Linked DNA regions of Homo sapiens: region 1 is linked to region 2. The links are chromatin contacts, found by POLR2A ChIA-PET in ENCODE. All regions are on one chromosome and are shown on one strand. Each heading gives the region's core, a stretch centred on a gene start or an enhancer-like site at or near the end of the contact. The rest is flanking DNA. Distances are from core to core; before and after follow the strand shown. Region 1 overlaps IGSF23 (immunoglobulin superfamily member 23). Region 2 overlaps LIPE-AS1 (LIPE antisense RNA 1).

Evidence for each region. ChIA-PET counts read pairs that join two places held with the same protein, here RNA polymerase II (POLR2A).
Region 1: POLR2A ChIA-PET joins it to region 2 with 33 read pairs in PC-9. The contact joins two enhancer-like sites. POLR2A ChIA-PET finds 5 or more read pairs at or near these places in 2 of 52 experiments (PC-9 and activated B cell).

What each region holds. Positions count from the first base shown.
Region 1 is chr19:44,624,550-44,627,587 of GRCh38, forward strand. IGSF23 (immunoglobulin superfamily member 23) reads left to right here. Exons shown (of 5, transcript NM_001205280.2): 3 at 2,871-3,024. Among named protein-coding and RNA genes, the nearest start is that of IGSF23, 13 kb to the left of the region's middle. Within about 2 kb of position 1,587, at least 7 of the 41 ENCODE cell types and tissues checked have a DNase peak (open chromatin) inside an H3K27ac peak, as active enhancers do; they include PC-9, where a contact is called at or near this core.
Region 2 is chr19:42,470,757-42,473,572 of GRCh38, forward strand. The region is part of intron 1 of LIPE-AS1 (LIPE antisense RNA 1); the gene reads left to right. It also overlaps the pseudogene RNU4-60P. Among named protein-coding and RNA genes, the nearest start is that of CXCL17, 29 kb to the left of the region's middle. RefSeq lists enhancers at 556-1,536, 2,517-2,816. Within about 2 kb of position 1,340, at least 4 of the 41 ENCODE cell types and tissues checked have a DNase peak (open chromatin) inside an H3K27ac peak, as active enhancers do; they include PC-9, where a contact is called at or near this core.

The DNA.
Region 1 (3,038 bases), core at 337-2,836, 2.2 Mb after region 2:
ACTGGGATTACAGACATGAGCCACCTCGCCCAGCCAATTAGGCCATTTTCAGATGACAGGCTGAGGCTCAAAGAGGTTAACTATGATGAAAGCCCAGCTTAGGATCTGGACCAGGCTACCTGGGTCCTTGGCTCCAACCATTTGCTTGTTACATGAACATGGGAAGCCTCTTTGCCTCTCTGAGTCTCAGCACATACCTACAAAAAATGCAGATCAAAATCTAAGGAGTGGGCCAGGTGCAGTGGCTCACACCTGTAACCCCAGCACTTTGGGAGGCTGAGGCAGGAGGATCACTTGAGCCCAGGAGTTAGAGACCAACCTGGACAACATAGTGAGACCCTGTCTCTACCAAAAAAAAAAAAAAAAAAAAAAACTAAAAATTTAATCAGGCATGGTAATGCCACCTGTAGTCCCAGCTGCAATGGGAGGATCACTTGAGCCCAGGAGTTTAAGGCTACAGTGAGCTGTAATCGCACCACTGCACACCAGCCTGAGTGACAGAGGATGACTGTCTCAAAAAAAAAATCACCATTGTCATCATCTAAGGAGTGGTTCAAAGCAATGGCTTTGGAATTTGAATCCCTGGCTGTGTGACTCTGAGCCAGTGCCTTGACTTCTCTGTGCCTCAGTTTCCTCATCTATAACACTGGGAAGATAATAGTGCCTACCCCAGTGTGTAGTTGTGAGCATTCAATGAGATAAGCCGGTGAATAGCTTAAAACAATAATGTCTAGCACTATCGAACACTAATGAGTGCTCAATAACCGTGAGCCAATAACACTGTTGCAATTAGCATTGTCATTATTAATTGTAGCTATTACCATATACAGTCGGTATATGGAGCCCTAGGTGGCAATCAAAATGACAGCAAGTTGTTGAGATCAGAGAAGTGGTTTGGGACCTGGTCAAAACTCAGTTCAGTCCCTGTTCCCGTGCCTTCCTGGCTGGGTAACTTAGCGCAAGTGACTTCCCCTCTCTGAGCCCCAGTTTCCTCATGTGTATAATGGAGGTAATCCTATATACCTCTTCAGGGTTGTTATAAGGAACGAAAACAAGGGGTGACTGAGTTTGGCAGAACAACTGTCAGGCAGCAGGTGCCTTGAATAGCAGCTGTTATGGTGAATATTGTTTTTAGTGTGTTATTCATGGAGGGACACATGGTGATATGGTTTGGCTGTGTCCCCACCCAAATCTCATCCTGAATTGTAGCTCTCATAATCCCCATGTGTCATGAGAGGGACCCGGTAGGAGGTAACTGAATCATGGGGTCAAGTTTTTCCCATGCTGTTCTCGTGATAGTCAATAAGTCTCACGAGTTCTGATGGTTTTACAAAAGGCAGTTCCCCTGCACACATTCTCTTGCCTGCCGCCATGTAAGACATGCCTTGCTCCTCCTTCACCTTCTGCCATGATTGTGAGGCCTCCCCAGCCATGTGGAACTGGGAGTCCATTAAACCTCCTTTTTTTTAATAAAGTACCCAGTCTCAGGTATTTCTTCATAGCAGTATGAAAATGGACTACCATGGCTTGGAGTGAACTAGAGGTATGCAGAGGAACTGGCCAGGAGAGAAGAGAGGGAGGGTATTTGGGGTAGGAAAGAATGCATGAGTCAAGGTTCAGAGCTGGGACATGGAAATGGAATGCGTGATGGGAATCTCAGCTTGGCTGGGTCCCAGAGAACCACCTCACCTCCCTGGCCAGGGTCCAGTGGGAGCTTCAGGGCTGATGCACTGGGGGAAAAAATGTAAATCTTATATCACCTAGTGACCCTGATATTCAGTGAGAAGGACAATACTTCCAAGACCTCCTTTGCTCATTCATCAACTGCCCAGGAAATGTTTATGAGCACTTGCTGTGTGGCCAGCCCACACAGCTGGGAACACTCTGGTGACCAAGACAGCTGCAGCCCTGCCTTCACAAGACTTACAGTCCAGTGTCCACAGACAGTGATCACCAGAGTGGGCAGGGCTGGGATGGGGGAGCCCAGAGAGCTATGAGACTCAGCCTAGGAGTTAAGGAGGGCTTCCTGGAAGAAGGGACACCTGAGCTGAGAATTATGCTTAGCTGGCCAGGTACAGTGGCTCATTCCTGTAATCTCAGCACTTTGGGAGGTTGAGGCGGGTGGGTCACTTGAGGCTAGGAGTTTGAGACCACGCTGGCCAACATGGTGAAGTAGATGGTGAAGAAGATGGTGAAACCCCATCTCTACTAAAAATACAAAATTTAGCTGGGAATGGTGGCATGTGCCTGTAATCCCAGCTACCAGGGAGGCTGAGACACAAGAATTACTGGAACCCAGGAGGTGGAGGTTGTAGTGAGCTAAGATTGTGCCACTGCACTCCAGCCTGGTGACAGAGGGAGACTCTGTCTCAAAAAAAAAAAAAAAAGGAATTATGCAAGCCAAGAGAGAGAGATGGCATTCCAGAGAGACAGTGCAGCATGGACAGGCCTGGAGGCAAGAGAGAAAGAAAGGGATGAGCTTGGAAAATTGAGTGGAGTCCAGGGTTGCATGGCTATAAAGGCAGGGCAATGAGAGAGATGAGGCTGGCCAGGTGGCAGGGCCTCGAAGGCTAAGGTGAGAAACTGACTTCTGCCCCAGGGTGCTGGGAAGCCACAGCAGGGTTCTGAGCAGGGGAGGAACAGGGTCAGGTGTGAGCTTTAGAAAGATCCTCCTGGCTTCCATGTGGTAGGAAGGTGGATGGGTGCTGGACTAGGGCAGGAGAGCAGGGAGGAGAGGGGGCCAGAGACCTGGAGGATGGAAGAGAAGGATGGATTGAAGAGACACTTGGGAGGGGGAATGGCAGGAGGGAGGGGTGCACAGGGAGGGCGGGCAGATGGCTCCTCCAATCTCACCCCTCCTTGGTCCCCAGAACCCATCATGCAGCCCACAGAAGCAGAGCCCATGGAGCCAGACCCCACTCTGTCCCTGTCAGGAGGCTCTGCCATCGGGCTCCTTGCGGCTGGGATCCTGGGAGCCGGGGCACTGATTGCAGGCATGTGTTTCATCATCATCCAGAGCCTAAGGTACCTCTATCCCT
Region 2 (2,816 bases), core at 90-2,589:
GTTTGTATTTTTAGTAGAGACAGGGTTTCACCATATTGGCCAGGATGGTCTCGAACTCCTGACCTCAGCTGATCCACCCACTTGGGCCTCTCAAAATGCTGGGATTATAGGTCTGAGCCACCACGCCTGGCCCCAAACCCCACATTCTTAATGGCAGCTCTGGGCCCTACATAATTTCACTTCTTCAGGGTGACCCTGGGAACTTAATTCTAACTTGGGTCCTATTGTAGCTCTTTAACCACCCCAACAGCTCTGTAAGTATAGTTCAGCTTGAGAGAAAGAGACACAGAGAGAGAAACTTCAAGCACTGGGTGTTTGGTGCCTTGGGAGTCAGACAGACTGGACCTGGATTTAAATCCACTTTGTTCTCTATTATCTGCGTGATCTTGGACAACTGACTTAAGCTCTCTAGGGCTCAATTGCGACATTTGTAAAATGAAGATGATACCATGTAATAGTTATAATAGCTACTGTATTGAGCACTTTATATTTATTAATACAGTTAATCCCCATATATCTCTAGGAATTAGGTACTATTGTAGTTGTCATTTCTCAGATAAGAAAACTGAGGCATAGAGAGGTTAAGCAGCATGCCAACAGTAACACAATTCTTAAGTTGTGGAGCTGGGATTCTGAACATGGAAGCCCAACCTCAGAGCCTGTGTCCTTAACTACTGCAGTGGACTATAGTCCACAGAATGTTAACAAGGATTGAGGTGGGGGGAAAAAAACAAAAAAGCCCCCCAAAAACACAAAGCATTTAAAGTACCAGGTATAGAGCTTGGCAATAAGTTATTAAATTACATAACTGATGGCAGTAAATGGCAGCTGTTGCCGCCAGGGTAGAAAAGCCTGTTTTCCAAGCTGTGTTTCCCCATGGGCACACGGAGGATGTGGCCCTCAGTCAGGGCAAGGCAGGAGAGAGACGGGTCTTCCCGCTGTCCAGGGTTTGCAAGGTGTCAGGGCTTCTTCCACTCCGACTCTGTTAGACACAGTTTGTTGGCAAAGTCTTGTTTCTCTAATCCCAAAGTTGCCTAACAGGCCCCGAAAGGAAAACACAGGAGCAGGGTGGCCATAGGAAAGGGCTCCCTTCCAGTGAGCCAGTTGCTCAAGAATCACTTTTCTCACTGCTTCAGAGGAATCTGGCTTTTTGTATCCTGCTGTCTTACCCATTTGGTCAGGGCTCCTGGATAAGCTACCTGGGGAACAGAGTGGGGCCTCTGCCTAAATTGGCACAAGGTGAAGAGTCAATGCCAAGAAACAAAGGAGACCCTGCAGGGACCTGGGGAAACCCAAATCTGGGCTTCAGGGGAAGGGAGCATCAAGCCTGCTCTGATTCTTTGTCATGTATACTTTGGCCCTCTGCCTGGGCTTGTGAATGTCTTGGTTAGTCACTGAGCAGTTCGGGTGCACCTGTCCCATTCAAGACACCAACTGGGTTAGAGGCAGCATGGTTTTTGGCTAAATGTTTTTATGGAAGCTGAGGAACCTGCATTTCACTATAGCTCTGCCACTTTTTAGTTAAGTTGTGTGATCTTGACAGTTTACTCTTTTGTGAGCCTCACTTTTCTCATTTGAGAAAATTATGAAGATCTTTTTTGAGACAGAGTCTCATTCTGTTACCAGGCTGGAGTGCAGTGGCTTGATCACAGCTCACTGTAGCCTCGTCTTCCTGGGCTCAAGCAATTTTCCCATCTCAGCCTCCCAAGTAGCTGGGACTACAGATGTGTGCCACCATGCCTGGCTAATTTTTAAATTTCTTGTGGAGATGAAGTCTCTCTATATTGCCCAGGCTCGTCTGAAACTGCTGGGCTCAAGCAGTCCTCCCACCTCAGCCACCTAAAGTTCTGGAATTATAGGCGTGAGCCACCGTGCCTGGCTGAATTATGAGGATCAAATGACATCATGTACACAAAGGCCTTAGAACAGCAACTTACACATTATAGGTGCTCAGTAAATGCTCATAGTCACAGGTTAGGTGCAGTTGGGAGCTGTGGAGAAATATAAAGTACAATCTCTTGCCTTTAAGGAGGTTGCAGTCTAGATGGGGTGAGAGGTAATAAGATAGAAGATCATGTAAATCACAATGTTGGGAATGCATGTAAAATAATACTGGCTGGTTGTGCGCAGTGGTATTATTGTAGCCAATGAGGTTTATCCGAGGTGCAATTATTGTGAATGGGAAACTTTCGCAATAACATCAGCCAACAAGTGTCATGGACCATGAAGGCTTTGGGAGTTCAGAGCTATGAGAGCTGCCCCATGGGCTAAGCCAGGGAAGGCTTTCTGAACAAGTGAGTGTTGCAAACCTGCAAAGGTTGGAGAGGAAGGTGGAGGGACACTCCAGAAAAAGAACAGAATGAGGCCAAGTAGCATAAGTTCAGAGGATAGGAAGAAAACAGATTGGAACCAAGGGCTTGTAGGAGACATGAGAGGGAAATGAGATTGAATAGGTGGGTTGAGGTCAGGTTGTAAAGAGCTTTGAATGCCGTGCTAAGGAGTTTGGAATTTATCTGAAGGTTTTTGAGGAGGGGAATGATGTTCATATTGTGACCTTGATTTGGCCATGTATTCTTTTAATTTCTCTGGACCTTAGATCCCTTATCTATACAGTAAGAAGTTTGGATCATGTGATTGTAGAGGAGTTTCTCTAGCTAGAGAGTTTATGATTCTATGATACAGGAAGACTATTTTATTTTTGTCTTTATTTATTTATTTATTTTTGAGATGGCGTCTTGCTCTGTTGCCCAGGCTGGAGTGCAGTGGCACGATCTCGGGGCTCACTGCAAGCTCCGCCTCCCTTGTTCACGCCATTC